Linked DNA regions of Mus musculus: region 1 is linked to region 2. Evidence: chromatin loops called from intact Hi-C (ENCODE). Cell type or tissue: left cerebral cortex. All regions are shown on one strand. Each heading gives the region's core, and the rest is flanking DNA. Links, peaks and the distances in the headings are about the cores only. Region 1 has its middle 42 kb from the start of Gm30467. Region 2 has its middle 9.1 kb from the start of Enox1.

Evidence for each region. A loop is a pair of places that touch in the nucleus more often than their neighbours do. Peaks named below come from ENCODE experiments on the same cell type or tissue, not always from the same donor. Only the 100,000 strongest peaks of a DNase experiment are listed, where the experiment ranks them.
Region 1: it touches region 2 in a loop (2.8-fold over the local background); 2 of 42 quality-filtered maps call a loop at or near these places.

The regions. Positions count from the first base shown.
Region 1 is chr14:77,737,514-77,740,435 of GRCm38, forward strand. No RefSeq gene overlaps it. Among named protein-coding and RNA genes, the nearest start is that of Gm30467, 42 kb to the right of the region's middle. In left cerebral cortex, for the core only: no CTCF peak of the experiment used is centred there; a DNase peak (open chromatin) is centred at 1,578.
Region 2 is chr14:77,146,177-77,149,098 of GRCm38, forward strand. No RefSeq gene overlaps it. Among named protein-coding and RNA genes, the nearest start is that of Enox1, 9.1 kb to the right of the region's middle. In left cerebral cortex, for the core only: no CTCF peak of the experiment used is centred there; a DNase peak (open chromatin) is centred at 1,632.

The DNA of each region.
Region 1 (2,922 bases), core at 268-2,767, 590 kb after region 2:
TGGTACTCAACCCACCAGAACAAGAACAAAGCAGCGGCAGAACCACAGAGAATGAGAAAAACCTTACAGATGAGCTCATTCCTCGAAGGAAGAAAGGGGTGAATGATAAAGGCGGGATAACCTGACTCTGGACACTATCTACCTGCAAATTAGAGCAAACTCTTTATGTGGGGGTTGGGGGGGGGGAGATCTCCATGTTTCCTTTCTACCCAGACTACCCATCTACCACCTACCATCTAAAATGGTGTTCAGGTATTCACTGACACAAGAAAGCATGATTTGAATTCTTACAAATAGCTGCATCCAGATACAAGCACATGGTGATGGCTTCCTTTGAAGAAGTCATTTGTTTTGCCTATGGTTTCTTTGGGGTGATGTCTGCATCCCTGGCTTACTTGCAGAGGTTTTGTGTGATTGAACCTTTTGGTTTTACCTTGTCTCCCTCCTAATAGTTGGAAGAGGTTCACACTGGAAGACGTTTTGTATTAAAATCTGGCATGGGGTCCAAGAGACAGTCTCTTCTTTTGACTCGGCTCAGAGCTGGCTATGGTTCCTTCTGCTATGCCTCTAGCCTTTGGAGAGAAAGGGCCTTGTGTGTAGACAGCTTGTGGAATGATTACAAGATATAAAAAGATATTTGAGGGTTAGCAATATAACCCAGTTAAGTGCTCTCCCAGCATGGACAGAGTCTTGGGCTCAGTCCCCTGGACAGAGTCTTGGATTGGGTCCCCACAAGCTGGGCACGGTGCCACATACTAGCAATTCCAGCTCTCAGAAGGTAGAGGCAAGAATATAAGGAACCCAACGTCATTCTTAGCTACATAGCAAGTTCAAGGGCAGCCTGAGATTTAAGAGACCCTGCCTCCACCCCCAAAAAAGGATAAAGATGACTCGGTCCCTGAAGAGAGACACCATGGCTCTATAAGTCCTTTTATCACTACTCTTTGCTATCTGACCTTCAGCACTTATTCTGTGCCTCAATTTACTCATCAGCAACACCTAAATAGTTTTAAAGAGCTGCCCTGCCCTCTTCCGACCTACTATGTAATAAATCAGGATGTCGGAAAGTTCTGTAATTTCAGAGTCTATAAATCAAGCAGAGCAAAATATAGAAACCATCAATATCATCACCCTAGGTCAAAAACAAGATTTCAATTCCAGGCTCTGACGCCAGCCTAGTGAGTATAAATGCCGGTGGCTCTTGTCGCCACATTCAATGTATTCGCCATCAGATCAAGAAGTCATTAGAGAAAGACAGCCTCACTGTACAGTGGCACAGTCCTAACAGCAGACTGACAAACATGGAGACAGCTGGCGGCTCAGCAGCAGATTTTAAAATGAATTTACAGTTTATGAAATGTGCAAGATTGATGACATCAGTGACAGAGTCCTTGCTTAAAGGGACAGACCAAGGGAGACAAGGACAGTGACCTGGATATCCTCTGCTTGCTCCTCCACTCCTGCCAATACTCAGGCAGGACACTAGGGCTTGCCAAGTCCCCACAATGGAATCAGAATCTGAACTCATGGTGACATGCTCAAAACAGATTCAACTCGTTGGTTCTTCATGTTGGCAGAGAATGAGCCAGCTGTGGGTAGGCGGGAGAAAGGGCGAGCCTTCCCTTCTGGTCACTGCCTTTGAAATTGTGTAAGCGTGTAGAAAGGAGCTCACCATGGAGCCGATGGCACCCAGCACAGGTGTGAGGCACTTGGTAACTGTGACACAATCCTACAGAGAGGGTGACGATCCTCATCAAATCTCACATTTGACAGCCTTACTTATTATCTCTTCCATGTCTCTGCAATTATCAGACAGCCCACCAGGACTGCACAGTTTTACAAGGTTCTTCTTTCATAGCATCAAGGGATTTCAGCCCATCTCTACTGGCTGTTTCCTTGACATTTTCTCTAAAACATCCAAAACTTTGATTTAAATAAAAACAAAAACCACTCAGTGTGGCACATTATTTGGTACTTTTCAACAATCTCTAATGACTTCTCAATGAGTCAATGACACTGAAAGAATCACAGCTGAGTCCAGCACCCAGGAATTGGGTGAGTGCCATGTTGACATGCCCTCTCACTAGCCCATCTGGTCCCTTCCCTTTTCTGTCATGTGTTTCAGAGTCATGACATATTTGTTTGAAGCATAGAGCTCTTATTCCCTGGGCTAGGTAAAGTGCTTGCTGTGCAAGTCTGAAGACCTGAGTTCAATGCCTAGCACCAACAGACCAAAAGTGGAGCACTGCACTACATACCTATAATCCCAGTGGTACGGAGACAGAAGGGTTTCTGTCACACAAGACAAATTGCTGAGTTCAAGATTCAGTGAGAGACTATCTCAAAACATAAGGTAGAGACTGATTGAGGAAGATGCCTAATGTTAACCTCTGGCTTCCACTTAACAACTCCAATTTGATATTTAAAAGACAGAAAGAGAGTAAATCATGGATTCTGACCACTTCTAGCAAGTCTCAAATGCCTGTTCCTTTTGGTCCCAATCTGAGGAGCTGACTATTGAGAGGACTCTGAGCCTGATGTCACTAGGACTCAGCCATTGGTGAGAGGCCACTGCTAGACATAGTCAGCCTATCCAGTCTTAGCCTGCTTGAAAGTCACAGAGAAAACCACCAGAGTTATCTACACTGAGAGGATCCCTATGACCAGGCACCATGCAGAGGTATGAGATGGGAGGAGAGTATATGTCAGCCAAGCAATCAGAGAGGCAGACAGAAGGCTCTGCTACTAAGATGCTAAAGCAGCAGGGGACAAACTATCCCTTCTACCTTCCGATCACCAGACCTCTTTTCCTGGTACTGTTCTGCTTTCCAGCTTCTCTAGTTCCCTGTTGTTCTTCATGCTTTGTGGCTTGGTTATCCTTGGGAGTGAGTGTTCCTGTTTCTTGTAGCTCACAGGCATATC
Region 2 (2,922 bases), core at 169-2,668:
TTGGTTGAGGGAAGATAACAACAAAACTGTCCACTCCATCTAGCTTTTATATATATAATGTCACTGTGATACACAAATGAGATAACTAATGTGGAAATTATACAGTATCCACTTTCTTTTCTCCTTATAATAGATAGAAAACCATTTCTATCTATTTGCCTCACACAGATGCTAGTATTTCTGGGCATTTATTGAACGACAATGCTCTCTCCCTGATTTACAAATACAATCAGACAGAGTTCCTGCCCTGTGGTTTAAACTGGGAAAACATGCATGATAAAAACATTCAAAGAAGACAAAAGCCAGCAGTGATCACTGATGTATTTATAGAAGGTCTAAATGTTCTTTGAAGGCAAATGCTATGTGCATTTCCCCTAATCTGTAAGATAGTTGCTTGTTGTGCATAAATACTCACACATATTGATGTAGAATCAGGAGAAATTAGAATAAAAGAGGATTAAGAGGAAATAAAGCTGAATAGAGTAGAGAACATGAGACATGGGCCAGGAGAGTCCTGCTGATGTGTTGACGCCTTATTATCTGCCTTACATTTTAGTGAGTCTGAAATAGGAGTACACTGATGTAGGCATGATATGGACTCACCTTGCAAGTGGGCTCCTTTCCTCAGAAACTGTCAAGTAGTTCAGCTTGTCATCACCTGTTGTTTAGCACTAAGCATACTAATATTCAATATTCTATTAGCCAGAGCAACATTCCCAGATATGCCCGTATCTATACAGTGTCTTAGCTTTTCTAAAATACTTTATAATAGCAATTTAATTACCATAATAACTTTTTGAGATGGGTATTGCCATCATCTGTAGTCTGAAACTGTAAATGTTGGGGTAGGGGCTGGAAAATAATTCAAAAGTAAGACTGAGAGGGAAGGGGTCACGGCTGAACCCCAGATTTATGCATTTTCTTCTTCAGGCTGCATAACTCTATCAGAGTCTAAAATAAAACCCTAACATAAAGGAGAGGAGTCTGGAAATTACATGTAAAAGTGCACTTAGCACTTGGGTTGAATTTTGAAGAGTTTACAGGTCAAGTCCATTGGCTTCCACGCGATGGTCTAGTGAAGTGGCTTCCGAGGTAGACACTGCAGCCTTAAGAAGCATCTCTGTGAAGCTTGATTGGTGGGTCGTGACTCTGTGCGTGAACACTACATGCTTTTCCGACAGCAGTATTGGGATGCCTCGGTACAGCCCACCCTAAAAAATTCTAAGGCATTTATTATTTGTTTAGTGGTAATGCTATGAAGAAGCATACAAATGGAGAAGAAGTTGGCTTTAGAGAAAAATGAGACAAAGTTATAATTGATATTTCAAGAATTATATAGGATTCTTAGAATTTTCATAATGATTAAATTATAGCTGAGTAAGACACAAACACATCCAATTAATTAAACCTGGCTATCAACAAAACATCAGTAGCTCCTTTTGGTTTCAGTCTTCTAGTCTAAACTAGATTCCTCCAAATCCCCTTTGCCAGAGTCTGGGTAAAAGATGACAACTACTGTAGAAAAGCCAAACCCAAAAATACCCTGTTGGGTGTAGACTAGAATTCCCAGTTACATTTATTTTTCTCTTTCTTTACAGTAAGAACAAAATCTCTAACAAATGGGAGATCTTATACTACAATAAGAATGCAATCTGTTTCTCCTATTCTGAACTAGTGCTGCTATTCTGGAAATCTAAAATGTAAATTGCTCCACAAAGCAGCTGCTAAGGGCTAATTTCCATTTATGTTTTAGGTTTTTTTCCTTCTATAATTGTCATAGGATGGAACTACTGAGATGCTTGTGGATTAATACTACCAAAATATACCCCTATTGCATCACCGTCTGGAGTTTCTATTCTGTAGCATCGGAAAATTATCTGTCTAGAAGGGGTCATGACTAATAATTGCACGCTGCACTATATGCAAAGTTTAGATCCCTTTATGTGTGCTTCAGAGAATGTGATGTTACTTCTTTTATGTCTAAAACATTATGGTTCCTATAATATGAAACTCTCTGAGTGTTTGGTGCTGGACCGTATAAGACACAGCTCTTCATTGTTTTTCACCATCATGGCTTAGTCTAGAGTTTTGCAATTTCAATACACTGAAGAATTGTGTCATCCCAAGGGATGGATTCCTACTAGTTGACACCTTAGGAGACTTACAGTGTGACCTGATCAAGGGATAGAGGGTCAGGAGTTGGACAGACAGCAGATGGAAGATGTGAACCTTCTCTACTTGGCTGTTCCCTTTCATGTCCTGATAGATCTGAAAAGATTAAATCCAATAACATTTTCATTCTTCAGATTGCAGGTTACACACGGGACACGTGCAAAGGGACATCAGTGTGATAAATAGATGTTCTCAGGCTCACATAGTAGAATTTCTTTTGAATAGAGAGATAGCTAGTTGGGATGACGCAATGAGGGAGAGAGATGACATTGAAGAAATACAGAAATCAGGCAATCGAGAAGAGGGGTAGACACCACATACCCTCAAATCCTTTAGATTCACACCAACACTAGAAAGTGAGATGACACGCTGAGGGTCGTCTCATATCTTTCCAGAATGACCTGACATACAGATACTAAGCTACTCCCACTTTCAGATGAGAAAACTGAGGATTGGTGAGGTTCAGAAACTTGCTCGAGTTCACACCCTGTGATACAAATCCAATCTAGACTGATAGTCAATATTTCCCCCTTTGCTGCCTTATTTACCACTAAATATAAACGTCTATCCTGGTGGCTGTGAAGGTTAAGATGAAGTGTATACAGTGTACTTTAGAAATACCACTGAAGTAGTTAAATAATAATAAAAACTTAATTTAAAATGTTTTAAAATTTCACTTGAGGATTTACTGCATGCGTACTGTGTTTATCTTTTCCATCCCTTTACCCCCTCCAACTCCTTTGTCTTCCC